Regions from separate parts of the Homo sapiens genome. Here regions 2, 3, 4, 5 and 6 are each linked to region 1. The links are chromatin contacts, found by Hi-C or POLR2A ChIA-PET in ENCODE. All regions are on one chromosome and are shown on one strand. Each heading gives the region's core, a stretch centred on a gene start or an enhancer-like site at or near the end of the contact. The rest is flanking DNA. Distances are from core to core; before and after follow the strand shown. Region 1 holds the start of PPP3R1 (protein phosphatase 3 regulatory subunit B, alpha). Region 2 holds the start of C2orf74-AS1 (C2orf74 antisense RNA 1). Region 3 holds the start of XPO1 (exportin 1). Region 4 holds the start of POLE4 (DNA polymerase epsilon 4, accessory subunit). Region 5 holds the start of EHBP1 (EH domain binding protein 1). Region 6 holds the start of ALMS1 (ALMS1 centrosome and basal body associated protein).

The links. Hi-C counts contacts between places; a loop is a spot of excess contacts on that map. ChIA-PET counts read pairs that join two places held with the same protein, here RNA polymerase II (POLR2A). Pooled maps may share reads with other maps.
Region 2: a map of naive thymus-derived CD4-positive, alpha-beta T cell shows a loop between it and region 1 (18-fold over the local background). The contact joins the promoter of C2orf74-AS1 here to the promoter of PPP3R1 in region 1. A Hi-C loop is called at or near these places in 1 of 168 maps with a recorded cell type or tissue (naive thymus-derived CD4-positive, alpha-beta T cell) and 8 of 50 pooled maps. POLR2A ChIA-PET finds 5 or more read pairs at or near these places in 1 of 52 experiments (naive thymus-derived CD8-positive, alpha-beta T cell).
Region 3: a map of CD8-positive, alpha-beta T cell shows a loop between it and region 1 (20-fold over the local background). The contact joins the promoter of XPO1 here to the promoter of PPP3R1 in region 1. A Hi-C loop is called at or near these places in 2 of 168 maps with a recorded cell type or tissue (CD8-positive, alpha-beta T cell and naive thymus-derived CD4-positive, alpha-beta T cell) and 12 of 50 pooled maps.
Region 4: a map of CD4-positive, alpha-beta T cell shows a loop between it and region 1 (10-fold over the local background). The contact joins the promoter of POLE4 here to the promoter of PPP3R1 in region 1. A Hi-C loop is called at or near these places in 2 of 168 maps with a recorded cell type or tissue (CD4-positive, alpha-beta T cell and naive thymus-derived CD4-positive, alpha-beta T cell) and 7 of 50 pooled maps.
Region 5: a map of B cell shows a loop between it and region 1 (13-fold over the local background). The contact joins the promoter of EHBP1 here to the promoter of PPP3R1 in region 1. A Hi-C loop is called at or near these places in 2 of 168 maps with a recorded cell type or tissue (B cell and naive thymus-derived CD4-positive, alpha-beta T cell) and 7 of 50 pooled maps.
Region 6: a loop to region 1 is called in a map of CD8-positive, alpha-beta T cell, with 18 times the contacts of the local background. The contact joins the promoter of ALMS1 here to the promoter of PPP3R1 in region 1. A Hi-C loop is called at or near these places in 2 of 168 maps with a recorded cell type or tissue (CD8-positive, alpha-beta T cell and naive thymus-derived CD4-positive, alpha-beta T cell) and 5 of 50 pooled maps.

The regions. Positions count from the first base shown.
Region 1 is chr2:68,249,411-68,254,588 of GRCh38, forward strand. It overlaps PPP3R1 (protein phosphatase 3 regulatory subunit B, alpha), which reads right to left and starts at 3,122. Exons shown (of 6, transcript NM_000945.4): 1 at 2,715-3,122. The coding sequence starts at 2,717. PPP3R1-AS1 (PPP3R1 and CNRIP1 antisense RNA 1) reads left to right here and starts at 2,193. Exons shown (of 2, transcript XR_001739527.2): 1 at 2,193-2,324. RefSeq lists silencers at 2,442-2,551, 2,732-2,781, 3,042-3,481 and an enhancer at 3,572-4,241.
Region 2 is chr2:61,175,995-61,181,172 of GRCh38, forward strand. It overlaps C2orf74-AS1 (C2orf74 antisense RNA 1), which reads right to left and starts at 2,291. Exons shown (of 2, transcript NR_183879.1): 1 at 2,112-2,291. It also overlaps the pseudogene AHSA2P. RefSeq lists a silencer at 1,197-1,746 and an enhancer at 4,498-5,076.
Region 3 is chr2:61,535,865-61,541,042 of GRCh38, forward strand. XPO1 (exportin 1) reads right to left here and starts at 2,492. Exons shown (of 25, transcript NM_003400.4): 1 at 1,698-2,492. RefSeq lists enhancers at 283-342, 1,063-1,122, 2,217-2,476, 3,045-3,834 and a silencer at 2,967-3,106.
Region 4 is chr2:74,955,617-74,960,794 of GRCh38, forward strand. It overlaps POLE4 (DNA polymerase epsilon 4, accessory subunit), which reads left to right and starts at 3,027. Exons shown (of 4, transcript NM_019896.4): 1 at 3,027-3,276; 2 at 3,725-3,809; 3 at 4,489-4,530. The coding sequence starts at 3,064. It overlaps LOC105374809 (a long non-coding RNA gene), which reads right to left and starts at 3,263. Exons shown (of 5, transcript NR_187884.1): 1 at 3,116-3,263. RefSeq lists enhancers at 2,613-3,113, 3,114-3,614 and silencers at 2,906-3,165, 3,236-3,475.
Region 5 is chr2:62,703,234-62,708,411 of GRCh38, forward strand. EHBP1 (EH domain binding protein 1) reads left to right here and starts at 2,480. Exons shown (of 23, transcript NM_001142616.3): 1 at 2,480-2,819; 2 at 3,664-4,062. The coding sequence starts at 3,959. RefSeq lists an enhancer at 2,187-2,326 and silencers at 2,357-2,616, 2,737-2,816.
Region 6 is chr2:73,383,512-73,388,689 of GRCh38, forward strand. It overlaps ALMS1 (ALMS1 centrosome and basal body associated protein), which reads left to right and starts at 2,325. Exons shown (of 23, transcript NM_001378454.1): 1 at 2,325-2,681. The coding sequence starts at 2,358. LOC105374804 (a long non-coding RNA gene) reads right to left here and starts at 2,170. Exons shown (of 4, transcript XR_007087053.1): 1 at 1,942-2,170. RefSeq lists enhancers at 2,084-2,833, 2,874-3,113 and silencers at 2,084-2,483, 2,644-2,813.

The DNA.
Region 1 (5,178 bases), core at 1,872-4,371:
CAGATCATGGAGATAAAAAAAAATTTAAAAGTTTAAAAGCACAAAGACATGAAAAGGCCTTTATAAAATTTAAAGTTCCCTTAAGAAACAAAACGTAAAACAATTACCTTTATATTATGTTCATTTAAGTATCCAGAACAAAATCCGTATTATCTATTTCAACAAAAACATATATAAAACACCTCGTTCAGGGGAAATTCCTAGGAGCTCACTATTTACAAGATTTTTTTTTTTAACATATAACCTTCATTCTCCCTGGACGCTTAACAATTTAAAACTCAAATAAGGGTGAAGGGAGGGAAAGACTTTAACTTTCAGGAAAAAAAAAAATAAACTACGTTTAAGGCACCAACTAAAATTAATACCTGTCAGAAAAGATCCTTGAGAGTACATTTAAATCTTATAAGCCTTTTTACTTTCCATACTTGAATTAACTAGTGATATTTCATACTGTAAATGCTGTTGACAGAATGTAAATAATAAGAGTTCTAAGAGAGATTTTCCAAAGGGTGTGAAAGTTTTCAGAATTGTATGTTCAATTAACCAGAAAAATTAACCAGATCACTCCAAAGCCTGATTTATTTGGGTTAATCGACATCCCATATGGCAAAGTTGAGTTATGGGTATGGTCTTGATACTTTCAAACCAGTACTGTATTCAGCAGACCAAAATAACCCTAAAGTTGGAAAGCCACTGCCAACATTATGTAGGTCCTGAAATGGTATTGGGAGGATGAAAGAGGAAAAAAAAAAACCCAACAGTTGAATTAGGAAATAAATACTGAAAAGGGAGCTGGGAAGAAAAGGAACATAATGACCTGGCAGGAAACAACATCGTCTGATACACCGTAAAATATTTTAAAAGACAAGAAAACAGAGTTAACAGGAAAATAAGAAATTGAAGAGCTAAAAGAGAACTTCCCAGTTTCAGTCTGTTGTTCAAAAAACAGAGGACGGGGTGCACCGCAAGAGAGTTACTATTTGGAAACCATACCACTTCGCTGTATAATATATAAACAACAAAAGGCTAGATCATTGTTCCTCAAATGTGCTGTTTATAAAGCTAAGTAAAAACATTCCCTGCAATGAACAAAGATCTTCAAGATCCTGACCTTCAAGTAAAGCATGTGCATAAGGAAATTCTATTAAAGCACTGAAATGCAATTCTTCACTTCAAAAGACTATGCCAACAAAAAGATTATATGATGAATGGCTATGATCTTCCTAAATTGTTTTGTGACTTTCAGGTGCCAAAGTTGCCTCTCTGAGCTGCCTCGCAAGTTGGCAAGGAAAAACTTTCTCTACACATCAAAATCGGCAATCATTTAAGTCTGCTCTTAATCTGGGTTTTAAGTGCACCAGTAAGCACTTACTCATTTGCCCTATATTTTAAATAAAAGCTGACTTACCTGAATATTCTAATTTCACGTTCTTCCCTTAAAATCGATTTCACCAAATCGATTTTAAGTTGTAAGCAACAGCATTCCTCCCTTCAGTAATCCACCACGTACACTGAAGCACTTAAATTCTACATACAGGGTGGGATACCATACAGTGGAAAAGATGCGAGAAATTACCCACCGTCAACCAGTTTAAGTCTTCTGACAACTGTTCAAAGACTTTTAGAGAAAGCCTAATAACTGAATCGCATGATGGAGTATCTGATATACGCGGAATAGCACTCTGAACTTTCTCTACTGTGTATACAACTCTTGATTACAAAGAGGAAACTAACGACTAGGGCTTCCCCGAGCGAGAGAACCGGTAAGGTAACAGGCTAAAAGGGCGTCGTTGATTTCTTGGCTGCAGCGACAGAGGCGGGAGACACACCCCTAGCGTCGGTCTGAAACACTACAGCAGCGAATTCTACCTAGGGATTAATGTGAGGGTAAGGAAAGACAAATTAAAATCGCCATGATTCAAAAACAACCACTCCAAGAGAGAGACACAAGAAGGTACCAAAGAAAATGAAAAAACCCTTGGTAGTAACGGAAGCATGAAAAATTAAGCGCCCCCATTTCTCCCAAACCAAGTTCGCGTATGTTTTCGTGAACAAACACCTTGGATCTTTCCGGTTCGCCAGGGCAGCGAGCAAAGCAGCAGCGAACGGAAACCCCGCAGGGCTGCGCACCGCAGCTAAACCGACGCTCGCAGGAGAGGGGAAGTGAGTGGCAGGGTTCCCTGCCAAGACTCACTGCTGGGAAACAGGCAGTGAGTGGAAGCAGCAGCAGCTCTGGAGAGTAAGTGGGTCTTATGTAAAGTGCCATTTGCCACATATTGTTATTTCCAAAGGATTTCAGAATACCCTCGAACTCGAAAAACAGAGTGAGTGTGGAGGGGAGGGGGGTGCTCCACGTGGAGGAGGGTCGCGAGAAGGAGAGTGCGCCGGGCTGATGGTCAGCGGTGCCCGCGGGGGTCGATGCCGGGCGGGACCGGCGGCGCGGGGGTGGGGCGACGGCGGGGCGGCGGCCGAGCAGCAGAGGGGCGCCCCGCAGAGGCCGGGGGCGGGCGCGGGGGCCCCGCCGCCGTCCTGTCAGCAGCCGCCCCGCCGCCCTCTCCGGCTCGCCCGCAACCGCCGCGGGACCCGCCGGGCCCGGGTCTCTGGAATTTTCCACGGGGGACAGCCGACCGGGGGCGTCGGGGCTCGCCCCCGCACCCGACCCGGACGGCGGCAGTAGGGGGAGGGATGGTGCATCGAGGAAGCCAAGGTCTCACCATTTTGCTCGGCGGGTCGGCGGCTCGCTGGCTCGCTGGCTCGGAGAAGTGTTGCGCTCAGGCTGGCTCGCAGGAAACGGCGGCGGCGGCCCAGCTGCGGCCCTCGGGTCGCCGGCGGGGAGGGGGCGCGCGTGGGGGAGGGGAGGCGGCGCCGCGGGGCCCGCGCCGGCCGGGCGATTGGGCACGCGAGGGAGCGGGCAGGGTAGGGGGAAATAAATTAAGGTCGAGATTCAGAGCCGGAGAGCGCGGGAGGAGCAGCGGCGAGAGGCAGGAGAGGCAGAGAAGAAGAAAGGAGGGGGAGAGGGGGCGAAGACGGCCGGGAAACTCGGGGGCTGCAGCCTCGCGCTCGCGCCGGAGCCGTGACGGACTCACTGCAGCGGCTCGCGCTGACCCGCAACCTCAAGGCACGAAAAAAGGGGAGGGCGGAGAGGGAGGGGAAAGCGGAGTGCTGCAGCGCGCGGGGCGGGGGCGGGGCTTCCGCGAGCGCCGCACATCCGGGAACCTGCGCGCCCCGCTGGGCGGCGAGTGCCGCGGCGCTCTGGCGAGCTCTGGTTGGGGAACGCTGAGCGCGCGGACCACGTTCGCCCCTCAGCCGGCCGCCCCTTGCGTGCAGGGTGGGGGGAGGCCAGGGGCGGGGGCGCGGACGTCGGTGACGTCGCGTGGCGGAGCCCTTCCGGTCATGTGGCTGGAGGCGGGCGGGGAAGAAGGCAAGGCTGGGAGGGGAAGGAGGAAATGCGAGGGTTCCCCGGCGGGAGGAAGCGCGAGGGGTGCGCGAGTGCTAGCGAAAGGGGGACAGGGGCCCTGGAGTGGAAGCCTTGCGGGAGAGGAGGAGCAGAGGAGCAGTCTTAGGGTGTCAGAACCACCCGGATGCCGCACCAAAAAACAGGAAAAATCCAAGTCCTGCGAGAGGCAGTCAAAGGTATCTGTGCATCCGTGTACCGACTTGGATCCACTACAGAATTGCACGGCCCATCAGGACTGCTGTCACCCCGGTGCAGCACCCGCAGGCCCATCTGTAATATGAATTGGCAGAGTCAGGAACCAGGTTGCAAAGACAGAGAAGCGAGCCAAAGCTGGCCGCAGCCCGAGGCGTGGGGAGAACCTGGGCAAACGAGGAGAAGGGATACTTCCCACTCGCAGAAAGACTTTCCACCCAGCTCTGCATTCCCATAAACCGTCCAGACTCCCCTTTGGCGGAGTCCATCAGTTTTTGTTTAAAAAAAGAAAAAAACTCGAATGTAGATTGCCCGCTTATCCTTTTAGTAGAGCTATATCCACTCCTGTGGCAATTATCTTCCCAGAAAATTCAGATTACAATAGGAAATTACATCCAGAAAAGCATAAGGAGGAAATTTATGTTCGAGAGAAGAAATAAAGCTGTCAGGAGAGGTGTGATGAGGATAACGAAGAAAACATTTTGCAACTATTTTAACCAGTTATTCCTTTACAAGCCTTGATAATCGCCCGCACTCGTGTGTGTTTGAGAGTGTGTGTGTGTGTGTGTGTGTGTGTGAGAGAGAGAGAGAGGATGTTTTCTGAGTGATCGGAAACTCCTTATTGATAAAGCCTTTGAGTCATTTTATAAAAAGCCATTGTGTTGTTTTTTTTTAAAAAAGTCTTAATGATCCTTACATGAGAACTTTATTCTTTTTATGTGCTAATTATTTTTCCATATGATGAGCATGCATTTTTTTCTAATAAACGCTCAGCGATTTGCCCTAGGACTAAATGGTTCCTGTCTCTCTTTCTCTCTGTCTTTCTCTCTCTGTCAATCCCCCCCTCCCCGCCCCTCCATCCCTCCCCTTCCCCCTTCAGGAGCTACTTTGCTTCTGTGTCAGGATGAATAAGGAAAAGAACTTAGACATAACAAGCTGTGTCACACAGTGAATGTATCAAGGAAAGGCCAAGAAGGGACACTTTCTTCCACAAGTTTCTTGATTTAAATATGTTGCTATTTGATACTAACATATTACAGAACAAGAAAAAGTCCCTAGGGTATATGTGTAACGTTTTCTAGGTATACTATTTAAAATTAGTTTTTTATCATAAAAAGACGTGCTTTTTAAGAAAAAGTACTGTATGCAAAATTCTTCCTCTCTCCACTTACCAGAGGTAATCATGCTAACTGCATTTGTTTGTGTCCCTTGGACATTTTCAGTGAAAATCAAATTATTTTAACTAAGGGGTATGCACTAAGAAGGAATTCGAGCTATTTGGAATACAGTGGATTTAAAATAACCCATAATTTTGTTGTGTTGGAGGCAATTTATACTAGTCTGAATTCAGTAAGATAAGTAAATCCAAAATGCACCTTTAATAGGTTTTTCATCAAAAGGCTGAGGGGAAAAGTATGGTAAGTAGTCATTCTCCTTTTTGTCTCTTTCCATTAAATTTTGATGTAAAGCTTAGTGTGAGTGGGAACAGGTACCAAACAGTCCTGCAGAAGCATATGTGTTTTTAAAAA
Region 2 (5,178 bases), core at 1,041-3,540, 7.1 Mb before region 1:
AGCGCAGTGGCGTGATCTCGGCTCAATGGAAGCTCCGCCTCCCGGGTTCACGCCATTCTCCTGCCTCAGCCTCCCGAGTAGCTGGGACTACAAGCGCCCGCCACCACGCCCAGCTAGTTTTTTTTTTTGTATTTTTAGTAGAGACGGGGTTTCACCGTGTTAGCCATGATAGTCTCGATCTCCTGACCTCGTGATGCGCCCGCCTCGGCCTCCCAAAGTGTTGGGATTACAGGCGTGAGCCACCGCGCCCGGCCAAGACTGATTGTTCTAGAACACATCTGATCGTGTCATTTCTCCATTTAGGTTGCCTCAGTGGTTGCCCATTGCCTGTATGGCCAAGTGCAAGCTCCTTAGCAGCGGAAATGAGGCTTCTTAAGATCAGGCAACCCCACCACGCTGCTCCTTCATGTGACTCTGTTATAGCTGCTTTAGTGAAGTGTGAAAGGTGAAATCAAAACGTCTTTTTGTTTTGAGGTCAAAACGCCTTTAAGCAGTGTGTTTACATGACTGTTGTAGCTTTCTGGAAGATAATGTTGGAAGGTGGTAGCTCCGGTAGGCAAATGGAGAAAATGTCTCCACTCGTGAGTGTATTTCGTGGATGACCGCAGGCAAAGGACAGGTCGGCACAGGGGAAGAGAACAGTCAGATGCTTCCACCTTTTCACTGTTCTACCCATTTCTGTGCTAACTACCCATGTAGTTAGCAGAGAACACCCCAGTAACATTGTCCAAATAGTTCGTGCAAAGTTTTAGCTAGAAGCCGAAAATTCGTGAAAGGAATCATTAATACTCCATGATAAAGTGCATCAGTTTGCAGTAACATGCGTTTGCAATCACATTCTTTCGTTCTCTCTAAAGGATTATTACGTGAATAAAATGGAAATACTCCCGCAGTAACATGGGACTAGTTGGAAAGGTGCCGGGAAGGGGGGAGGGCGAGAGACTGCGTCGCGGAAAAAACCGCAGCGCGGCAACTGGGCGCGGACTCGCTCTTAGGCGAAATCCGCAAACGGTGTGACGTGTGCGCGCTGTGGCCCCAAAGGCCGGTCTTACAGCGACCTGGGCGTTCGAGGTCGTGTCCTCGAGAGCTATAGGGAGCCTGCCGAGGCCACCTGACGGCGGTGTCGCGTCTACACTGCCGGTTGGACTCTCAGGCACCCGCTACTCAGCGCCCTGCTTCCCGGCGCCGGGAATCACGAGCCCGCCAGCACCGCGGGACTTGCAGCGCCCTCCGCCCTTCGCAGGCGGCCCAGACAGCCCCGTCCCGCCCTAGCGTTAGGAGACGCGCAGCGGAACCCCGGCGGCCCCAGCCCCTCCCCGCCCGCGCGTCCCCGCGTCCCCGCGTCCCCGCGCGACCCGCCTCCCAGATCCCGGCTGGGGCTCCCGGGCGCGCCGCGGCAGGGCGGGGCGGGGCCGGGGGCGGGGCCTTCTGGCAGTTTCTGGGAGCTGCGAACGCGCCGCCCCGGGGCTCGGCGGCCGGAAACGCTGGCTTCGGAGCCTTAGGCGCCGCGGCCTTTCCTTGTTTTCCGCCCAGTCCACGCCGCCATGGCCAAGTGGGGCCAGGGGAACCCCCACTGGATCGTGGAGGAGCGGGAGGACGGGACCAACGTGAACAACTGGCGCTGGCGCGGCTGGCGGCGGCCTCCTTCCGGGATCTGGGGAGGGCCGGGCCGCGGGAGCCGGGGCTGCCCTGGGGTCTGTGCGGGGCCGCGGGGCCAGGGGGTCAGGGGGCCGCCCCCCCTCAGCTGCTGGACGCAGGGCTCGGCCTTCGCCTCTCGGCTCGGGAGAGTCCTTGAGTACGGAGACCGGCTAGGAGGGTTGCAGCTGCCTCTTTTTGAAAGTTGGGTTGGGCCCCAAGAGTGACTTCCGACAGACCTTTCCACTCCCACCGTCTGTGGCCTGAGGGCCTTCCCTTCTCCTCCCGCCCACCCCTCTGGATGTTTCGGGGAGTTAGAAGGGAGCTGGATTGAGAGACTGTGTTAGGGGCGGGGGTATGGAACGTAGTGGAAAGGGCAGAAATTTGGATCTCAGTTCGCGCCCACCCCGCAGGCGCCTCCCGCGAGCCGGGCCCTCTGTGAGTGAGACAAGCTCCCCTTCCTTTACGCGCCTCACCTGGCGCGTGGGGAGAGGTCGGCAGCCCTCCGCCGCAGAACCTCCGGAAGGGATGTCCTCTGCCCTGCGCCTCTGGCCGGGGCTGTGGTCCCTCCAGGCCGTCGAGGGGATGCTGAGGCCGGTCCCCAGAGGAGCATGACTTGGCTGGTCCGGAGGAGCTCTGAGGGCATGGGCAATCTTGGCTCGCTGCAACCTCAGCTTCCAGAGTTCAAGCGAGTCTCCTGCTTCAGCCTCATGAGTAGCTGGGACTACAGATGCGTGCCACTACGTCCGTCTGATGTTTGTATTTTTAGTAGAGACAGGGTTTCACCATGTTGGTCAGGCTGCTCTCGAACTCCAGATCTCGTGATCCGCCCGCCTGGGCCTACTAAAGTGCTGGGATTACAGGCGTGAGCTAGATCTGACTTTCTAGTGTCCTAGCCTTGGCCCGATGGACATGTCATTTCTCTCAGCTCGTTTCTGTCCCCTAAAGTGAGAATATTGCCTGGGAAGATTACATTAGACGATGTATATGCGAAGACACTTGATAGCTGGTATTGTCATGATTCTGATTAGTTCACTACTGCTACTTTCCCTGTGGCCTAGGCTTTGCCTATTTCCAGTGGGCGAGCTAGCTAGATCCTCCTCCCTTAAATAAGCCAGTGTTTTTAAGACAGAATACTACTTGCATAGTGGACAATAATATCTTAAAGAACTGAGCAGGATGAAAAGAATTTGATAGAAAGCAGGTTTGAGGAGCACATTGGAGGTTGGCAGGTTTCGAGGCTGCTTGAGAGGACTTGGGCCGATCTGGGCTGGGCTTGGACGTGACCCTGGCACCCAGGCAGGTGGATCCCAGCTGGGGCTTCCATTCACGACTTTCTGGTCCCTGGCAGGACAGAGCGGGATGCCACCAGCTTGTCCAAAGGGAAGTTCCAGGAGCTCCTGGTGGGCATCGTTGTGGAGAATGACGCTGGCCGCGGCGAGATCAACGAGTTGAAGCAGGTGGAAGGGGAGGCTTCGTGCAGCAGCCGCAAAGGAAAGCTGATTTTCTTCTATGAGTGGAACATCAAACTGGGCTGGAAAGGTAACAGGGGCCTCAGGGTACTAGTGGGGCTGGGGACAAAGTGCGTTCATCATTCAGCGAATGTTTTTACAGCCCCTGCTATGGGCCTGGCACACTGACTGGCTCCTGAATCAGCGTTGGTAGATCCTGACACTCTGGCCACACTTGAGTTCCATGGGCCAAGAAGGATGGGGATTTCCCTTCTCGCAGCACTCGCAGCTGCTTAGAGCTCATTGCTGTCAGCTGGGCCCTCTTCTACCAGGCCCTTGTGAACAGGAGTCTCCCGGCATTGCTGCCTGGAGCACTCTTCCCCCAGGTAGCTGCCTGCCTCCTTCAGGTCTTTGTCCTGAGTAAAGCCATCTCTGTGCATCCTTGGAGACTCCTGCCTTGTGCCATCTTTCTTCCCTACTTTATTTTTCCCCAAGGCACTGAAACTTGCTTTACAAAACTATTTTGCTTACTGTCCTGCTCCCTCTTTCTGTCATTCAGTAGGGTAGGGATTTCTTTTAAAAACGGCTTTTTTGAGACATAATTCACTCATTTAGTGTGTATAATTTATTGGTTTTCGGTATAGTCACAGAGTTGTGCAGCCATCACTACAATCAATTTAGGAACATTTCACCACCCCAAAACAAAACCCTGGACCCATGAGCAGTCACTCTTGTTGCCCTCCTCTTCCCCAGTCCCTGGTGTCTGCTCACCCGTTTTCTCTGGATTGGCCTCTGAACATTTCACATAGATGAATCATGTAGGATGTGTTTTTTGGTGTCTGCCTTCTTTTACTTCATAATGTGTTCAACGGTCATCTGTGTTGTGTCAGGTAGCAGCACTTTATTCTTTTTTATAGCTGATGAATATTCCACGGGTGCATATACTGCATTCTGTTTCTCCATTTATCAGTTGCCGGGCATTTTGGGTGTGTCCACTTTTGGGGTCTGTGGGTTCAGTTCTCCAATGGTGCCTCGATCCTGGCTGAGCAGACAGCGTGTGCGCACTCAGTCCTTGTTGAGGGAGCCAAGTCTGTGGAGATGCAGGGAAGGGAAGAGGAGGAGCTAGGGTTTGAGCCTCAGCCCAGGAGTCAGCTCCTATCTGGAGTGTGTGCCCCAGAGCAGTCCAGTGAGTTGGCCTCGAGCCTCTGCCCTGCTGGCTGCCTTTCTCACAGACGAGGGTGTTCAGCCCTTCCCCCTTCGCCTCAGAACAGGCTCAGAACTCCTCTGGCTGGGAGTTTGCCTCTCTTGCAGCCCCCTGTGTCTGCTGCTGTCTGGATCATAGCAGTCTGGCTCCCTGCCCACTACCCCAGCACCGAGCCCTAAGGCCTGAGGAACCTTGTGGGCCTTGTGTCTTTTCCATCTCTCTTGGCTCCTTTGCAAGGATAAGACCCAGCCACTGCCAGGCAGCAGCCAGAGGACGGGTTGTTAGGGCTTGTCCTAACACCTCCCAGCTGCTCTCCTCCAGCAGCGAGTCTCTAGGGTGGCAACTGGGACCCACTGGGGAGGAGGCAACACTCTAGTCCTGAGAGAAGTCTACCTGCCTGGTATCCCCCACACAATGCCCTCAAGCCAGAGCCTCCCTCCCCTCCGTGGTCAGAACGTACTGTCCCTTTCTGTCCTTCCATCGCTTTTGTGACTGCTTCTCCCCTTCAGGGTACTCCTTTGTCCTGCTTTGCCCAGGCAAAGAGTACCCTGGGACAAGAAGAGGAATATGGGTGCACTTGCCCCACACTCCTCTCAGGACGGCGGACTGCTGACTCCTCATGCCCTCTCCTTGGCCATGGCCTGCCTGACCTTTCTTCCGTGGCTGCTCAGGGGGCCCTGGAGTGGTGGAACCCTGTGAGGGCAGCTGAGCTATTCAGTGAGGTAGGGCAGTTTTTCATAAAATCAATTTTTTTTTCTTTTTTGAGACAAGGCTCACTGCAGCCTTGACCTCCCAGCAATCCTCCCACCTCAGCCTTCCAAGTAACTGGGACCACAGGTGTGCGCCACCATGCCCAGATAATTTTATTTTGTAGAGACAGTGTCTCCC
Region 3 (5,178 bases), core at 1,242-3,741, 6.7 Mb before region 1:
TCCACCTTCAAGTACCATAAAATTTAAAAGATCAGAACAATCTTAATTATTTGAGGCTTAAAAGCAATGTCCACAAAGCACCAAGATCCATGTATCAAAAGTTTTCAAATATTTCGGTTAAATATTGAACAAACTTTTCACCTATTTACTACCATAGTTGAATGCTAAAACAAAAAAGGATTAAGAAAATGACTCTTACAAGTTTCATTTTCAAATACACTGTTCTTATAAAATTCTCCGAACTAGACTGATGTGAAAAACGAGATTTAGAATAGAAGGATTTAAATACAGTAGTTTGCCATCCTTAGAACTAGCGGCTATCTTCGAAATCACCTACCTATTCCTGAACTGTACATAGTACAGAAATGGCGGCTTTGTGGTCAATGCCAAGCACATTTAGTCCCCCAAATCAAACCGCTTCCAAAACATTCTTTCCACTAACAGCAGTGTCCCACACTTAAGATATACAATCAGACAGCAAACAAGCCATAGTGCGAGAGGTGTAACCACGAACGCTCATTCCCATTGGGCTCTTCAATCCTAAAATCCACTCACTGGATAACATACACTAGGGATTATCCAGCTTAATGGATAATGTGACTCTACAAGTGACACCCAATGCCAATTCCTAAACAAAACCCAGAAAATCATAACCGTTGCTTAATAACTTCACACTAGGTGAAAAACAAGTCGCTACAAGGCGAAAGACTGCTCCTTAGGTTGTGTGGGCAATCGCCCGCTTCATTCAGGAAAAACACACCTCATTAGGGCCCGCCCTCCCCTCGCTTCCCACCCGAACCGATTTGCAGCCCTTCTAACTATAGCACACAGGAGCACGCACTCACCCCGCCCTTACTCGGAGGAGGCATTTAGACCAGGCGCCTTAAGTTCACCGCCCCTTTCTCTATGCAGCATGGCCTCGGCGTGATCAGAGGAGGTCCGGGCTGAGCCAGTACTGAATGCTTCCTCTACTACACCACTTCCTCCCACCCAACCCAAACTCACAGACATCGGAATGAAGGAGAATCAGGGCATCCTCCACTGTACAAGGCCAACAGTAAATGGTTTAACCAACTTATCACATTCAAACCCCTGAAAAGGAACTACAAGACGGAATCCCATGTGCAGGCCCCTGAAAAACTGATCTTTCCTACTTCACATGCCACTCTGCAAAACCGGAGAGCTTTCGAGTTTCCTTGCTGGAGGAACAGGGAGTCGGCAGCCCCTCCCTCCCCCATCCCAAGCTCTCCACCGAGGGGGCCACGTGATGCAGGCGGACGTTTCAATGCTGCTGCACTAAATATTTCTGGAAACTTCCACTCCTAATAATTTACAGAGATGTTCCTGAAATCACCCCAACTTCTCCCCAGCCCCAGGGGCTGGGGAACCCCTCCCACCCCGCGCGGGGCCCCGCTTCACTATCACACTCCTCGCCTTCCTCCACCGCCACCCGCACACGCGAATGACCCAGCAAGCGCTCCCCTCCCGAGGCCGCCTCCCCGCCTCCATCCCCCAGCGGCAAAAGCGGCTCCATTCAATCGCAGGCTCCGCTGTGGGCCCGCCGCGCCCCCGGCCCGCCCGCCGCCTCCCGGGCTCGCTTCCCGCGGCCGCCGCCGCCGCGCCCCACGCCGGCCTCCTCCCGCCCGCCCGGCCGCGCCGCCGCCCGACCCTCGGCCCCGAAGACACAGTCGACTTACCCAGAGATTGAACCAACTGCTCCTTCCTTCCTCGTTGGGGGATTAGGGCGAGGGAAGGTGGGGAGGGGGGAGAGGGGACGAATCAAGGTGGGTTTCAGTTTTCCCACCTCAAAAAAGGAAATTAAAAAAACGGACAGGAAAAGGGCAAAAAGAGCTCAATAATATTTACTATTTCAGGGACGCTTCCCCCAACACACACACACACACACACACACACACACACCCGCCCCCCCCCAAAAGGGGAATTAATCTGGGGAATAAATGCTCCCGCCCGGCTGGGGAGTGAGGGAAGGGGGAGGGAACGGGGTCAAGTCCCAAAGATTCAGCCCCAGGGGGACCCTCCAGCCACAGGCAGCAGCAGAAGCGGCAGGAGTAGGGGGTGTAGAGTCCACACGGCCGGGGAGACGCTCTGCTGCCAGTTGCAGTCCGACTCCCCCCTACCAAAACACGGCTCCCTCTCTCACGCGGCTCCGGCGCTGGCCCCCCCCCCCCCAAGGCTCGCCTAAACTTTCCCCCCTTCTCTTGTTCCTCAGCGACTGGTGGTTCCCCCCTCCCCCTCTGGGTGGTTGCACGGACTGCAGCAGCAAAGACTGGAACAGGCACCGCCGCCGGGGCTGTAGCTACTGTTGCTCTTGCTGATGCTGTAGCTCCCGCTGCTCCTGCCGCGGCCGCTGCAGCCGCTTCTCCCCCTCCTCCTAGTGCCTCAAACTCGGAACCGGTTGAAACCGGTTCAGACTGGGAGATTCCATCTCGGTTGAGTTTTCAGCCCATGGCGCCGCGGAGCGTTTGGAACCTGGGCCTCCGCCCCCAGCCCGCCCTCCTATTGGTCAGTTCCAGCTACAGCCGCGCCATGAGCCTATCTCTCATTGGCCCGAGCGCCAGTCAATCCCGCCTCACGGCTCCACACGAGCCCGCCGCTTCGGCCCCTACCTCTTTTCAGCAGCGATTTGCCCGCAGAGTGGGGGAGGGGAAGTGGGGAGGGTCGAAAGGCAAGAGGAGAGGGGTGGAGGAGGAGGAGGTGGGACGAAGAGCAGGGATGAGTAGAAAAGAGAGCGAAGGAAAGCCGCGTGGAGGATTCGTTCGAACGAGCTGTCAATCAAGAGCAGCCCGCCCTCGAGCTCTCGACTTCCCTTCCCCCTGCGGCCCTCTCCCTCCCGGTGCCTAGTTCGCAGGCCCGGCCTTTCTCGCCCGCTCATTGGCTGGGCCTCTTCGGTGACGGAGAGGGTGGGGCGCAGCTCGTGAGCTGGTGGCGGCGCGAGTTTGATCGGGGCGCGCGGCAGCGTTCTCTTTGCTTCCCCCGGACTCGGCCGGCCCGCCCCCACCGGCTCCCGCCAACCTGCGGGGGCCTGAGCCCGCGGGAATCAGGATCCGCCCTTCGGATGGGGGCTGCGTTCGGAAAAGGGAGGGCACACCCAGTTTTGAACTCTGGAAGGGGTGGAGAAAAGAGGGAAAAAGAACGCTTCCGAGGCCAATTTTAGGCCCCAGACCTCTCTAATCCATTTTAGAGGCCTGGTTTTGGGGCCAGGTAGCTGAGAGAGGGGTTGGGGTGAGGCGCAGGGCGTGCATTCTTGGCGCCTCGTGATCTTCTCAGGGTGTCGGAAAAGATATCGAAATACTTCTTGGGAAAGTCTCCTTAAAATTTCAACTCTGTCTCTCCAGGCTGGAATTTGGCTGCTTCAACAAGCAACCTTTCCTGAAAACCAAAACATTGTAATCCCAAGTGATTGGTTTGACAGCGCATGTTTTGGCTGGCTGAGCTTGCATGCCAACTGCGTCCCACCTGGTGCCCTTGATCTGCAACACTCAGATTTTCCTTTTACCCTAGCTGCACTTCACGTACTAAATCATCATCAAATAGTATTTTCTGTGAAAGTCACATGCACGTTGCCTTTCACGTGGTTGCCTCTCGTTTGTTCCCAAGCGTCCTCCAAATCAGCTTTACAGATTGTTCTTTGCTTAAGAGCAAATAGCCCACCAAAATTTACTAGGCCCTTTGTGCCACCAAGAGGTAGATAAATGATTTATTGAATTAATAACAATTTTCTTTAGCAAATGTTCATCCACGATGGACTATGGCTAACCTCAAAGCACCACTTATTCTAACTCCCCCTCCAATAAAGAAAAACGCAACAACTCAATGTTTAGATGTACCAGAATTATTTTGGATGATTTTCAGACCTAAGTTTTTATTCATTACATAAATGAATAATATCAAGCCATTTTATATACATATATAATACATATATAATGTACTATGTATGATATATGATGTGCAGTGGGCCCTCTGTATCCTGGGTTCCCCATCCTCAGTTTCAACCAGCCCTGGGTGGAAAACATTAAAAAACAACAACAACAATAAAAATAATACAAAATAAAACGCAATGCAGTATATTTACATAGCATTTACATTGTATAAGGCATTATAAGCAATGTAGAGATGATTTAAAGTTTACATCGTATAAGGTATTATAAGCAATCTAGAGATGAAAGTAACGGGAAGTTTACAAATACAGTATATGCAAATACAGTAAATCCTCACTTAACATGGTCATGGAGAGGATCTTGGAAACTGCGACTTTAAACACAAGGATAGGCCAGGCATGGTGGTTCATGCCTTTAATCCCAGCACTTTGGGAGGCCGAGGCAGGCAGATCACTTGAGGTCAGGAGTTCGAGACCAGCCTGGCCACATGGTGAAACCCCTCTCTACTGAAGATACAAAAATTAACCTGGCGTGGTGGTGGGCACTTGTAATCCCAGCTACTCGGGAGGCTAAGCGGGGAGAATGGCTGGAACCCGGGAGGCAGAGGCTGCAGTGAGCGGAGATCACGCTACTGCAGTCCAGCCTGGGCAACAGAACGGGACTCGTTCTCAAAACAAACAAACAACAATAAAAAAAACCTACAAGGACATATAACAAAATCAATTTTACCATAGGCCTGTAATCCCAGCATTTTGGGAGGCAAAGGTGGGAGGATCACTTGAGCCCAGAAGTTCAAGACCAGCCTGGGCAACATGGCAAAACCTGGTCTCTACCAAAAATACAATAATTAGCTGGGCATGGTGGCATGCGCCTGTAGTCCCAACTACTCGGGAGGCTGAGGTGAAAGGATCACTTGAGCCTGAGAGGTTGAGGCTGCATGAGCTGTGATGATGCCATCATGCAGACTGTACACTCCAGCCTGGGTGACAGAGTGAGACACTGTCTCAAAAAAAATTACCAATCTAACTCTGACAAAAGTGTGATTGTGTATGATGCTAAAACAGGGTGAGAGAGAAAGGATCTTTTTTTTTTTTTTTTTTTGGAAAAAGTATCTCACTGTGTCTCTCCCAGGCTGAAAGGATCCTCCCTGACTCAGCCATCTGAGCAGCTGGAACTGTAGATGCATGCCACCATGCCTAGCTAGTTTTTTGTAAATAAATATATATATATATAATATATATTATACATTATAAATATATACATATATGTAATACATATA
Region 4 (5,178 bases), core at 1,777-4,276, 6.7 Mb after region 1:
TGCTATAGTGGAGTGTCTCTGTGCTAATTCAGGGTTGGGGCTCATTACATGATACCCCAAAGTATGGTACTTTGGAATGCTGAGTACTTTGAACTGAAGAAAATTGGAAAGGCCTCAGAAGCAAGGTCTTTCTGAACTTCTCCTGTCCTGTTTTCCACTGTAAGCAGTAGAAGTTATTACAGTTACTGGCAGCAAATTGCAGCAACCTCGATTCTTGTCTCCTCAGAAGATGTCGACTGAGGGGCATAAGGCAAAAGAAGAGACTGAGGCAAGTTTTAAAGCAGGAGTGAAAATTTCTTAAAAAGCTTTAGAGCAAGAACGAAAGGAAGGAAAGTACACTGAGAAGAGGCCCAAGTGGGTGACTTGAAGGACAAGTGCAAGGTTTGACCTTTTGACTTGGGTTTTTATGTGTTGGCATACTTCTGGGGTCTTGCATCCCTTCTACCCTGATTCTTCCCTTGGGGTGGGTTGTCGAAATGCACAGTAGCCTGCTAGCGCTGGGGAGGGGAGCAAGTGCAGTGTATTTATTGAAGTTGTAAGCATGCTCACCTGAGGCGTTCTTCCCTTTTTCAGTAGAATGCCCCCAGAAGGTCATATATCAGTTAAATTCCACCATTTTGCCTCTTAGTGTGCATGCGTGAGCCCGCTCGCCCAACTCCTGAGATCTCATCAGGAAGCTCCTGATCATCAGTTTCAGGGTTTTTCTATCTATAGGGAAACTGCCTTTCCCTGGCGCTGGCTATGAGCAATTATTATTTTAGAGAGGCGGTGTGACCACTGTCTGACCATCACCTGATGATCTTCTGACATTCCTGGTGGAGCGTGGGGGCCCTATCCTGCCCTGTTCGTGTCTGACTAGCTACCCACTGTAACATCACCACTCTTCGCAGTGAGTCATGGAAACCAGAATTCCTCTTTCCCAACGCAGGTCATAGAAACTAGAATTCTCCTTCCTCCAAGCAAGTCGTAAAACCTAGAAAGGTTATTTTCTGCCTTCTCCCTTGAAGACCCTCATTCCAGAAGGGTCCTGCCCTAATACCAGAAGGAATGCTACACAGGGAGGCCAAGAAGAATATGAACAGACAGGCCTTGCTGGGTTTCCCCATTCAGTCTATTACCATTAGACTATTATCATTCCCTTTTTGTCCAATCCCATTTCTTTTTCTTTTTAAGACACAGGGTCTCTCTCTGTCGCCCAGGCTGGAGTGCAGTGGTGCAATCATTGCTCACTGTAACCTTGAACTCCTGGGCTCAAGCAACTCTCCCACCTCAGCCTCCCAAGTAGCTAGGACTATAGGATCACAATACCCAGCTAATTTGTGTGTGTGTGTGTGTGTGTGTGTGTGTGTGTGTGTGTGTGTGTAGAAATGGGGTCTCCATCTGTTGCCCAGGCTGGTCTCAAACTCCTGGGCTCAGGCGGTCCTCCTGCCTTGGCTTCCCAAAGTGTTGGGATTACAAGTGTGACCCACCGTACCAGGCCTCTAATCACATTTCTACACAGCGATCCCTTCTTCATATAACCTAAGCATAAAAATAGTTTCCTCTAGGTCTCATGGTCTGCATTTTTGGACTCTCATGTCATGTAAAACTTTGATTAGACTTGTTAGGCTTTTTGTGTGTGTTATAGGAGTGTCAGCTGTGACCCTTAAAATGGGTAAAGAAAGGTTTCACACCTTTCCACTCCTACACCAGTCAGAGTTTACTACATAATTTTGGAACTGAGTGATTTCAGATGTGTTTAATTCAGCTTCATCTTGGCTTCACCACATTCTGCCCTGTGTATGCGACTCAGTAACCACTCTGCACCTCAATTTTTTCAAATAAGGTTTGAAAAAGAAGGTTATAATATTTACCTCAATAGGGTATTGTGAAAATTACAGAAGTTATGATTTACATAAATCTAAAACACTTTGAATCATGCACATAGTAAATGTTTAAAGGTGTTCACTATTATTATGATTGACTTAGATTAAACCTATTTTAAATATTAACTGTTCCTCTACGCTATCAGACCTCCAAGTGTGGTGTGGGGATTCATGGGGGTGGGAATTTTCTGGAGACCCTTTTCAGGAGTCCATGAGGCCAAAATTATTTTCTTAATACTACTATGAGGTTGCCTTTTTCATTCACATTCTCTCAAGATGTAGTAGTTTTTTAAGAGCTACCTGAGAAGTGCTAACGTTAGCAACAGAAGCAGCTAGAGAATCCAGTTCTCACATGAAATCAGACATTAGAGACTTTTCTTACTAGATTTAAAAAAAATTACTTGTCATAAAAATGTTGTTTGTTAGCTGGTAACGCATTAGTAATTTTAAATCAATATTTTAAAACTTTAATTCTAATATAGTAAGTATTGATATAACTGACAGAAACAAAAGCTCCCTGGGCTCTTTAACAATCTTTAAGACCGTAAAGGGATCTTGAGGTCAAATTTGAGAACCAAAGCTGTGATGCAACCTCTTTTTGAACAAACGTGGATGCCTCACCACCACAATTTCATCTTTTCTAGCCTCCATGACTTTTTCTTGTTTCCTCTGGCTGGGCTGAATTTCTTCATTTCTGCCTGCCAAAAGCCCTACCCCTCCTTCAAGAGCATCTATAACTGGTTATCCTTGAATTTGGTCCAGATTTCGCTGCCTCCTTGGCACCCTCTTCCACGATGCTGGGCCCTCCAGGGCCGGGCCTCCCTCGGACACGTGCCCTCGTTAGCCTTGGAATATGCACACTCTGTTTTGACGGAGACTCTCTTGCGAGCCTGGTCTAGATTTCTCCCCTCACCAGCCAGGCACAGGCACCAATGGGAGGTGCCTGGGCTCCACAGGCCCGTCGGGGCCAGAGGGTCGCCGGTAGCGTCAACCAAGTGCACGACAGCCCACGGGTGGCTAGGCGCGTGGGAAGAGCCGGAGCCCGACCCCCGCCCACCCGGTTTCCTGGCAGCGCACTGCCGCGTAGGGGCGGAGCCGCGCGCCTACACAGGGTGTGGCCTCCAGCCCGCGCGGGAAAGGGCCTGCGCCGCATGCGCGCGCACAGTCGGCGGCCGCGCGCAGCACGCTCAAGGCCGGGATGGCGGCGGCGGCGGCGGCAGGAAGCGGGACGCCCCGAGAGGAGGAGGGACCTGCTGGGGAGGCAGCGGCCTCGCAGCCCCAGGCCCCAACGAGTGTGCCTGGGGCTCGTCTCTCGAGGTTGCCTCTGGCGCGAGTGAAGGCCTTGGTGAAGGCAGATCCCGACGTGACGCTAGCGGGACAGGAAGCCATCTTCATTCTGGCACGAGCCGCGGTGCGCCTGCAGCGCGAGGGCATGCGGGAGTGGGGGAGGTGGAGTGTGGGGCGGGGCCTCGGGGCCTCCCGCGGGCGGGGCTTAGGGCGGCGTGGCCCGGGTTTTGAGATGTGGGCGTGGACCCGGAAGGCGGAGGAAAGGGGCCGGGGACCTGTGCGAGTTTTGTTAACACTCCTCCCTCTTGTTGAGGACCTGGATAGTGAGTGACTTTAATTTGTATCTCCAGGGCCTCGTACAGAACTTGTAGGAGTCTTTAGTGAATGAGGGAGAATACTGGGAAGAGGGTAGCGGAATGGATCTTCATGAAGTCCAGGACAATCTTAGCTTCCAGAACATTTTCTTGCCCCGAGCCTTTCTTCTCCCTTTCTGCCCCCACCCACAAACCGGAGCCCTCACCTCCTCAGTGTGTTAGAACCCATTACTAAAACTTTGCTTTTTTACTTCACAGGAACTGTTTGTGGAGACCATTGCAAAAGATGCCTACTGTTGCGCTCAGCAGGGAAAAAGGAAAACCCTTCAGAGGAGAGACTTGGGTAGAGTGGCACTGCAGTGTCTGGGGACAGACAAGGGAGGGCTGGGCTGGTTTCCCCTTGTGCAGGTTGAGAAGACGTCACTCTGATCTGAGAGGTGCCACAGCGTCTCTCCCCAGGATGGTTTCTGTTGGCCACAGTGCCAGGAAGCCCTACCTGTAGAGGCTGTCTGCTTGGGGTGGCGGGGCAGTGTGTGAAGGTGTCTGGGGTTGCCGTAGCGGACTGGATCCCTTCATACCTTCTGCCAAATTGCACCAGAAAAAGATATTTCTTTTTCACCTAGCAACTGGGGATTTGATTTCTGACTCTTGTCTGGCTGGGAACCCTCACCTGGGTAAGATTTCGTATACCGTATTCTCATGCGCCCTGCGTCTATTGCCACGTTCTTCTCTGACAACTTTAAGAGCAAAGCGAATAAATAATTTAGGGGTAATTTAGGAGGCCCCCAACCCCCGCGTTGAATGGTATTTGCCTATGCTTTTCTTAACTCTTCTAGGGAGACAGCTAATATATATAAGAGTTGCTGGTAGAGTAGATATGGATCTCAAGGCAGCAAGGGACGCATCTTATAAATGCCCTCATTTGCCCAAAGCCTCATGCCCTTCACTGCAGATTGTGCTGTTTTCTGACTGAGGTCAGCATGGCTGAAGTTAGTCAGGTGTCTCTTTTCCTTGTGTTTCAGATAATGCAATAGAAGCTGTGGATGAATTTGCTTTTCTGGAAGGTGAGTTCCCTCTCAGTGGGCAATCATTTCCGCCTGTCTTTTGCATGTTGATGTGAAATTCAAAATCTCATAAAACGGATGCCTGCTTCTTGTTTGTGTAGGGATAATTCTCCGCACTTGCTATTAGGATAGAAAAAAGTAACTTGCTAAACCTAGTGAGGTTCAGTTTTCTCCCTTGGGGAATTAAAATTTCTACCTGAAAATTGCTAACCATAAAGAAATAGGAGGGAATATAAAGATCCCAGTGGAGTTAGATGAATTCGAAAGTTCGATTCCTACTTTGATCGCCATCCCTAAATGTCAGGCTTGCCCCCCCTCATCATGTTACAGATCAGAAACAATTGTTAACATTTAAAGGGTCACCGCTTGTTCTTTTTTCTTCAACAATCTGTGTGAAGTGATTATTTTGCTGCAATAAGACTTGTACTTGTCTGTATTTTTAGGAGTCATGGATTAACTTGTGTACTAACTAAATTTTGTCATTAAAAAAGAAAATATTTGAAATACCTAATTTTAGCTACCTAGCCTCAGAGCGATTTCTGCTACTTAATTCTTCAGTCTGATCAGCTTACTCTTCACTACACGTATGTAGTCATGTGCTGCGTAATAACTTTTTGGTCAGCCATGGACTGCTCACATGAGGGTGGT
Region 5 (5,178 bases), core at 1,230-3,729, 5.5 Mb before region 1:
GCATGCGACTGTAGTCCCAGCTACTCGGGAGGTTGAGGTGGGAGGACTGCTTGAGCCTGGGAGGGTGAGGCTGCACTCCAGCCTGAGTGACAGAGAGAAACCCCGTCTCAAGAAAAAAAAAAGATTAATACTCGGTATTCAATAACTATCAGCAAAGCAGGCCAAAAGAGCTGAACATATTCTATATTTAATATTCTTCAATAAATTTAGTTAGTATACAGGTTGTTTTTTAAAATGTTATAGGGGGAAGAAGTAGCTGCTCTGTAGGGCCTCCAGGAGACAGCCTATGAACATGAGGTCAGTGGCAGAACAGGGTCAAGAGCTGTTCTTAATTCCTTCACTCATTTAGTAAACGATTCTAACTTTGATCTCTTCTTAGCTACCTTGGTGTCTAGAAGGAAAAATAAGAGTTTACATCCAAGACAAATATTTCCCCTAAAAAGAAGAGCTGTCATAAGAAACTATCAGTCTCTTGAAATTTTCCACAACTTGAGGAAGATTCCCTAGGGATCCTACTCCTTTATTTTTTTTTAAGACACCATTTAAAACTTATTACTTTTAAGGGAATTTCTTTACAATAAAGTCAGTCTCTCTATTTTTTCTCTCTTCCCCCTCTCCCTTTGGAGTAAGGGAAGCATGTTAAAAGAAACCAGAATGACCACATAAGAAAGTTTGAGAACTTCCAGAGAACAGTAATAAATAGGGTGCAAAAACCTTCTGATCATCATGTGGATTGTTTCTGAAGGGTAACTTGGATGAAAATAATTTATGACCATTTCTACAAATAAGCCATTAAAAAACTCCACACACTTAAAGCCTACTAAAGATGCAGAATATATTATTATATGAGATCATAATGGCTGTAGGTTGTAGTGACTTCGTAAACCACTCAGGAAGGACATCAGAGAACTCTTAATAGAAAATAAGAATCAATATGATTATTACGATTATCTTAACATTTTAGAATTGACTAGCAAAATAAGCGATAACTATGCTGTTTTCTGTAAAATGCACACTGTGCTCTTGTATTATTAGATCATTTTCTTTATTGAAAGTGGAAATTGAATTAGATACTGGATTCAAGCCTTATATCTGTCTCCCCATCTCTCTTGATTCTTCAACATGTCTCTCCACTTTGTCTTGGCCCCCAATGTCTACAGATGGACTCAATTCTCACCCATCACTGCTCTCTCTTCCTGTCCCTGAAAGAATCCTCCCTAGACCCTAACACCTTTCAAGCTACTTTGTCCATGCACCCTGCTTTCCAACCTTCGTAAGATTGAATGATCCTTGTTTCCAGAACCCATCCCGCTTGCTTTCTTTTTATGTTAGCTTGCCTCTCTTTTTTTTCCAAACTGTCTGCCCATAGCTTGCTGATGCGCCTACTTCTCTGATTATTCCTTCTCGGTCTCTTTCCCATTTTACTCTGTTTATTCCTTAGATGCTAGGATTCCCCTGAAGTTTCATTCTTTGTCCTCTTTCTCCACACCAGGGGTCTGTGAACCACCTAAAACTGAAAACAATTTTTTGTGTTTTGAGACAGAACACTTTTTCCCCCTTGAGAAAGTATCTGTAGCTTTCATATTCTCAAAAGGGCCCTTGGCTCTTTTAACAAGATTGAGTGTCCCTGCCCTCACTCTGCCTCCTCCTTTTTGCCTTTGACCACCCTTTTTATATGCTAGCTGTTCCCAAATCCATCTACAGTTCTCACTAGGGGCAAAAGAGTCCGACAGCGAAGAGGAAACCAAGATTCAAAGAAATGTTGAAGACTCCGAACAATAAGAAATTGTACTGTACACATTTTGTGTCTAGCTCAGCTGATTCAATCCCACTGAAGACCAGTTGACTCTATGTTGGGCGGGGAGCGGCCGGGGTGTCGGGGGGTGCCTGACAGGGTCATTACTTCAGGTTGTCAGGTAAGATCCCAGGAGGAACTGGTGAAATAAAGGCTATGCGCAAAAACCCTAGTTGCCAGTGGCGGAGGAGAGGGCGCGCCCAGGTCCTGGCGGAGATGAGAACAGGAGAGAAACCCACAGGCAGCTGCACTGCCCACAGCTGCAGCGAAGCCAATCTCTAGGTCTGCAATCACCCTTAGGGGCCAGAAACCCAGCCCCGCACCAGCGGCGCCTTTGACGGACAGCCACCTTCTGCAATCACCTTGCAGTTCACTATAAACACTCCCTATTCCTCCCGCCTATCGCTTCCCTCTCCAAGCCAATCAGAAGAACGGGCGGGATCGTCCTTAGTCGGTTCCTTCTTTTTTTTTTTAAAAAAAAGGTAGCCTGTGCGTCGCATTCCGGCTTCGGGGAAAAACCACCTCCCGAGCAAGGGCAAGGCGGAGCCCCTGTGATGGGCAGGCAGTTCTACCAATGAGGTGCCCCAGCCGCTGTAAGACCCGGCCGCCGAGGTGGGCGGGGCACGCGCGGGGCCTGGCCAATGGCGGCGGGGCGGTGGAGGTTGAGCTGCCGTGGGTAGGGTTAGTGTGAGAGGTGCGGCGGGGGAGGTAATGATGATGGTGGCGGAGGAGAAAGGCGGGGGAGGGGGTGCTGGGCGCTGAGCGGTGGCTCTGGCAGGGCTTGGTAGGGTGGGGGACGGTCGCGGGGCGATCTGTCAGGGAGGGGGTGGGCGTGAGGGGCGCCGTCCGCCTGAGGGGCTGCAGATCCCGGCTACCGCGAGCGCCGTGGCTGGCTTGGCTGTTCCATGTGGCTCCGGCGGGGATGGAGGACTCGGTGGCGGCGGCGGCTGCTGCTGCGGCGGCGACGGAGGAGCGGCTATGAGAAGGGAACGGGGCCAGACTCAGCCCGACAGCGGGATTAGAGGTGTGAGGAGGGGGCGGGAGTGGACGAGCGGCGGGGCCGGGGCTCGGGGTCCGGGCTGGGGTCTTCTGGTATCGCCTGGGTGACAGGGACCGCGGACGAGCCACCGCCTGTCTCCGCTGGGGGGCAGGGGTCTGGGCTCCGTGCGTGAGGAGACTGGGCTCCGGCGGACTGTTTCCCTGAGGATGGGGGAGGGAGGCACCGCACCCTGCACAGTCCACTTGCCCCGCTGGTCATTGCTTCACCCCCAGGCAGGAGTTTCCATTTCCCTCCGGTTGGCAGCGAAGGAGCCCAAGTGGCCTGGAGCCGGGACATTGCCCTCTCTCTGCCTGGAGATTTCCCTCCACTCCTCGTTCCCCATCCATTTCCTCCCTCCGACTGAAAAATAGCATTCCTCCTGGCTCCCTAATTTGTTCCAAGCACATATTGTCGGACTTGAGGCTATTAATTATCGACTGAAAAACAAAGTTTATTAAAAAATACTCCACTTCTCCCTCTTTCTGGCGGTGGACATTAAACAGCATCCCTAGACTTTCCCGCTCTGCTCGCCCTTCAGTGATGCTAACAGGGGGAGGTAGGGCCCCGAGTTACCGTCTCTCTGGATTGTTGTTGGTGCTGACTACCTGATGTGTCGCTCCACGTCTTCGGTGTGAATTGTAATTTCTTCCTTGGTGTCTTGCATCCTTGATGTTACTGGCTTTTGAGGTCAGTGTTTTGTTTCATTGTTTAAAAGACATGCAGAGAACTGGGATGGTCTTTTGCAGCGTTATTTAACATGGGTGGTTAGTCATTTCTCATGATTCTCTCCTCATATTCTTTCTCTTTTTGTCTTTGTTTTGCTTTTCAGCCCTCCAGAATACCCATCATATAGCCCCTGAGGTGGCATGGTGATGTCTCCATGAGGGAACCCCTTCCCACTCATCCTGTCACGTATATCATAGTGTTCTTGACTGGGCCATTCATCTAAGATGGGATTTACCCTGTGAAACAGGGAGAAGACTTATGGACCCCAAGCATCATTTCGAGTTGTAGTTGAGTTTTTAAAAGACATACATGCAAAGTTCCTTTGCTTTGGACCCTCTGCATTATTAAAGCTGCTGTATTGCTAACCCAGAACTGCTCCAGTGTCTTGACTGATCATCATGGCTTCAGTTTGGAAGAGACTGCAGCGTGTGGGAAAACATGCATCCAAGTTCCAGTTTGTGGCCTCCTACCAGGAGCTCATGGTTGAGTGTACGAAGAAATGGTAAGATGTACCTGGAGGTAGATTTTGCTGTGCTGTGGCCTAAGCATACTGTGGCCTAAACTCTGGGTCTTCTGATAGTATATTTACCTTTCTATAGTGCACTAGTGTGTAGAAGCTGGGTGGGGCGCAGATAACTCTAACAAGTACTGTGCTGTGCACTGTTGCTGCTAGTACCATCCCTGTGGATTTTAATTACTGCGCTTCAGTATGGCTCAGAGGACTGTAACTGTGAGAGCACACTAAATACAATAGATTTGGTTTTGAGGTTATTCATCATTAGTGTTAAAATAACTTTGATTTTTGTAATTTTAAGGAGACAAAGAATGGCTACTGAAATATTGTGAGCATTAATCCGTATATTTTAATATAACAGGCATATGATTTAATAGAGTTTTAATATAGAAGTCTATATTCTTGTGGGGTGATGGTAATCTATTTTATTTTTGTTTTTTCATTTTTCCTTGCTTAGGATAAAGAATTTTTCATTATTTGATTAATGGAATGCCATCCACAAAACCTTAGAAATTCTTTTGTTAAATGCTTACTCAGGCAACTGTATTTTATTTTAATTGCCTAATGGGATACATTTCTTGGCCAGATTTAAGGAAGCAATTAGTAGTGCTGGTCTGTGATTGGCTTTTTTCCACTTGAGAAGAGTAAATATAGGGCTTTCTTTCCATTGCCCTGAATGATAAACAACAAAAATTTTTTATTTAGTGAGAGAAAAAAGTTAATTTTAAGCAAATGGTCGTTTGGGTCTTGATTTACTGCAGTGATTAAGCAGTAATGGACTTATTGCAAAATAAGTCCATTTCTTTGTCCAGAAGGACTGTAATTCAGGTCTGTAATAATTTTTCTTTTTAACATCCATTTTATTAGATTAAAAAAATAGCTTGCTTTATTCTAGAACTCTTATATTTGAATATTTATTTGGAACTAGTTTCTGAATGCTTTTCTCTTCAACTTATTAGGAATATTATTTTAAAATCAGTTTGAGAAATGCATGCACTCATTACCTACTTTATACCAGGTACTGTGGATTTAGAGTAGAATACAACATAATCCCTGTCCTCAAGGAGTGTGCAGTCCAGTATAAGGAGAGTCACATGAATAAAT
Region 6 (5,178 bases), core at 1,075-3,574, 5.1 Mb after region 1:
GAATTACAGGTATGACCCACTGCACCTGGCCAAATAATGTTTACTTTAAGTAGTAGAACATAGGGAGTCAAAAGTAACAGGATGAAGATAAGGGTTATCTCCCCGAGAAATCAATTTGTTAGTTAATCAAGGGTGTCAAAATGCAATAAGCAAGATTAGTGGTAGGGTAAGAGATGCCAAGGAATCAGAAATTAATCTTGTCCTGTTGTCTTGGGTATAAACTGCCCATTTCTGCAGTAAGCAGCTTCTGGGGAAGTCCCAGGAATCTTCAGTTTGAGGTCTTCCAATAGTATGGGATGTCCGGTAGCCAGGAGAAAATGATGCATGTCTTTTTAGTTGTGTAATATGAATCCAGGGATCAATGTCTTCTAGTTTTACTCCTGGGTCAGTTGTTGATAGTACCTGACATTTTTTTTTCTTGCATTGAGGCTCAAGGGAAATTGTTTTCTAATGCTTTTTCAGAAGACCAAATCTCTAACTTCAGAAGCTGCTTAGGTGGGTGCTTTGAGAATGCAGCTTCCATCTGTTGTTGATAAAGCAGGAGTTAATCTTAGAAGTCTCCTGCAGCAATTAGTGATAACAGCTTATATTAGTAGCATCTAGTATTGGAAGTAATTCACAAATACATGAGGAAGCCTGTTATTAACTCAGAAGGAGATAACTTATGGGCCTTAGAATGGACTGACCTTATTGCCATCAAGGCAAATAGAAGTACTTTGGGCTTTGGAAGTTAGATGGAAGTTAGAGAACTTTGAAAGCTATTTTTTAGAATTCTATTAGTTCTCTTTATCTTTCCTGAAATTTGTGGATGCAAAAAGATAGCGGAGTTTCTAAAAAGGTAAAGCTTTACAGTTATTTAATATCAGTGAAATGTGTGTCCTCTTACTGGAGATAAACATTGAGATTTCACATTCAGGAATACAAAATTAATAAATTCTTTTCTACTATTACAGTAATAGGTCTCCGGCAAGGAGAACCCCTAAACCCCTTAAGAATAAATAACCCTAATGTACTCATAGTCCATTTAGAGGTGTTCAACAGAACTCCAAGACTGGGCTCCAGTTCATGTTCTACCCTTAAAGTTTTGCCAGGATTGGGTCATTGACAGGTAGGCAGGACATACATCCTTGGCAATAACCCTAAAATTGCCCCACCAACATTGGTTCAGCATCATTATCAATGTATCTCTACTATTGTGGGTAATACCATGAAGACTTTTTGCTGGACTCCACTTTAATTATGGCTATTTCCTTTGGTAACAGTGAAGCATCTCAAGATTATAATTATTATTTAAAATTTTAATTTAAAAATTTTCCCCATAGGTTATTGGGGGTACAGGTGGTGTCTGGTTACATGGCATCTTAAGATACTTTAATTTGCCATTCATTTCGTAGAGGTTCCTGAAGCGGTCAGGAAATCTTTGTTTTTAAAGCACTCCAAAGTCATTGACGAACCACCAAAACATATGTACTATCAGTATAAATATTTGCTCTGTTATCCTTTAACAGCTGGTTGGTCTAGGCCAGGGCAATTCCTACACTAACAGAGGACCTGGGATGGCATACTGAGTCAGCCACTTACTAGGTAAGAAACTTTGGGCAAATTAATTTTTTTAGCCTCAGATTCTTCATACATGAAATAGTAATACTTGTCTCACAGAACCGTGAGCATCTAATGAGTTATTGTACAATAACCAACCTATCACTAAGTCCTTCACATTGATTATTTCCTTTAATTATCACACCCATCCTATGCGATGGCCTATTATCATCGTTTTATAAACACAAAGTCACACCACTTTAAGTGGTGATGCCAGGATTCAAACTCCGATCTTTCTGATGCCAGTGCCCAGTTCTTAATCCCTCTAACAACCCGTGACACTTTTCCACGGTTAGGTTCAAGCGCCCACCATACAGCTTGACACTTTAGGAGATACTCAACCTTTAAAACTTTATAATTTGCATGTGTGATTATAACGGGTACGTCCTAGAGTTTGATCTCTTCTCTGTGCAGGGGCGAAACTCGACCCCAGCCGAGAACTACACTGTCCTTGCGCGGGGCCCTCTGCGCCCCGGAAGGCGCCCAGTCCCGGTTTATTGTGAGCTTACAGTACAGTTCGCAAGGTCCCGGCCGGTGACGGCGGCGAGGCGGCAACGTCGCCTGTAGCAAACCTCCGCCCTAAGGCGTTCCCGCCGGGCCTCGCGCGGCGTCCCTAGCAACGCGCGCGCGGTCTTCCGGCCCCGCCCAGGCGGGCGGCACTGCGCCTAAGCTGGGCCACAACCGCCAGTCAGGGCTCTCCCCTTCCCCTCCCTCCCCCCCTCCTCCTCCTCCTCTGCCGCCCAGAGCGAGACACCAACATGGAGCCCGAGGATCTGCCATGGCCGGGCGAGCTGGAGGAGGAGGAGGAGGAGGAGGAGGAGGAGGAGGAGGAAGAGGAGGAGGCTGCAGCGGCGGCGGCGGCGAACGTGGACGACGTAGTGGTCGTGGAGGAGGTGGAGGAAGAGGCGGGGCGGGAGTTGGACTCCGACTCTCACTACGGGCCCCAGCATCTGGAAAGTATAGACGACGAGGAGGACGAGGAGGCCAAGGCCTGGCTGCAGGCGCACCCCGGCAGGATTTTGCCTCCGCTGTCGCCCCCGCAGCACCGCTACTCGGAGGGCGAGCGGACCTCCCTGGAGAAGGTGAGGCGGGCCGGGGAGGGGTGTGGAGCCGCGGCGAGTTGGGGGTGGAGGCTGGGCCCCGAGCGCTCCGCCCGCCCGCAGGTCACGCCGCCTGACGGAGAAAACGCGCGCAGCTGAGGCTAGTAGGCGGCCCAGACTCCAGCCCAGGTGCCGGCCGGCTGCTCCGCGTCTCCCAGGCTTTGTGGCAAAGACTTCTCGTTTCCTCCCCCTCGGTGGGTCCTGGGCCTTTTGAACTCCCGTAGACGTTCAGGGGAGCCTGCATTCCCCGTGAGAAACGCTGAGAGAGGACCACGGGTGTGTCGAGCCTTGAAGGAGGGAAAAGGCGGTGTAGGACCGGAGCGAGTGGTTGCCTGGGGAGCATCTTGTTGGGGAGACAGTGAACAGATGAGCTTGACTGAATTGCAGGACTCCCCTGAGGGAGTAATGTGGATAATGTACACCGCGCGATCACTTAGTCTGGAGAGGCTCCCCGCGGGTTTTCCTCCCCTGGACCATCATTTGTAGCAATAAAGGGGTTCCCCAGCCGATAGGAGGGGCTTGGAATGCAGGAGGCTTGTGATGCGGCTCCAAACAGTCTGCAAAACTACAAAGCACAGATAATACACAATGGAGAAAGCCGATTTCATGGTAGACCCCCGAAGATCATTTTGAAAATAACTCTCCATTTAATTTGCTGCCCTTACCCCCCTTTTTTTAACTTACTGCTTTTCGAGGAGCAAGACCTGCCCTGCTCAGTACAGTAGCCACTGGCCACGTGTGGCTTTTTACATCTTAAAGAGAAAACTATTATAGTTTTGAGTAAGAGTTAAAAATAAATTAAATGAAAAATTCCATGCGTCTGTTCTTACCGGTTTTCAAGTGCTCAGCAGCCACACTAGGCTAGTGGCTACCATGTTGGACAGAGCAGATAATGGAACAGTTCCATCATCACAGACAGTGAAGGTGTAGAGTTTTGTCACTAATGAGCAGTAGTTGTTGTTTTGTCTGGTGAATATTCCAGGGGGTACTTAATTCATTGAACATGTATTATTAGAATTCACCATGTGCCACACATTGTGCTGGGTGCTAAGGAAAGCTTGGTGAACCCAAACATTTTTGGTCTCTGCCTTCCTTGTGTTCATGGTCTAGACAGGGAGGCAGACAGATTTCAGATGATCACATAAAGTGAAACTAATATATGTGCTAATATTCTATGAAAGCATAAAGTAAGATAATCTGGCCTTGTCAGTGAAGTTGGGAAAGCCTTCTTGAGGAGGTTATGATAGAGCTGATATCTGAAGACAGTTTAAGGTTAATCAGGCAAAGGGGAGGGAAAGAGCCGTCTAGCTGAGGGAAAAACACATGAAAAGGTACTGTTGATGAGAGAGAGCATGGCATTTTCCAGGACCCAGAAGCCAACGTGGTTTGAGCACAGACTGCAAGGCTTTGTGTGCTATGCCAAGGATTTAGGGGCTTTATCTCTGGAGCTTTGGGGAGTTGAAGAAAATATTTGAAACGAGGGGATGTATGATAAGTTAGGTGTTTCAGAAAGGTCAGGTGTATAGCAGAGTGTGGAACAGCTGTGATAGCAAGGTGGGATGGGGAGCAGTAGCCATAGGTCAAGGGCATAAATTAGGAGACCATTGCAGCATTGCCCGGCAAAAGATGATGAAAGTTTGGAATAGGGAAGTGTTGGTGGATACAGGGAAAAGTGGACTGATTTGAGAGATATTTAAGAGGCAAAATCATCATACTTAATAACGGATGGGATGTGAAAGGTGAAGTAGCCAGGTGTTAGGTTATTGTTTGAATGGTTGTGCCAATATTAAGATATGGCCAGATTTATGGTGGAGGTGGTGGCTGTGAGTGGGTGGTGGAATTGGTTGGGTGAGTCTTAAGATTATGAGTTTGGTTTTGAAGATTGAAGGAGAAGGCTGGGCTAGAGATTTCAAGTTGTAAGTCATTTACATAGAGACCATAATTAAAGCCACACTTGTTGACTAGGTCTTCTAACTTTTATTTTGTCCTGTGACTTCTTGCTTGAATAACTATTAATATTCAAACTTTATCTTGAAGCCTAGAGGAGGAGTTTTTTAAACAAAATTTTAATTTAATTTTAGATTTGGGGGTACATATGCACGTAATTAACATGGATATATTGCATAATGGTGAGGTTTGGGCTTCTAGTGAACCTCTCACCCAAATAATATACCTTTGTACGTGATAGTGTAACATTGTACTTGATAGGTAATTTTTCAGCCCTTCTCTCCTCCTTCTGGAGCCCCCAGTGTCTGTTTATTTCCATCTTTATGTCTGTGGGTACTTATTGTACCCATTTATCTTTATGCCTCTGTGTACCCATTGTACCCACTTGTCTTACCAGTGAGAGCATGTGGTATTTGATTTTCTGTTTCTGAATTGTTTCACTTGATAAATAGCCTCCAGGCTCCATCCATGTTGCTGCAAAGGACAGGATTTCATTCTGTTTATAGCTGCATAATATTCCACAATGTATATT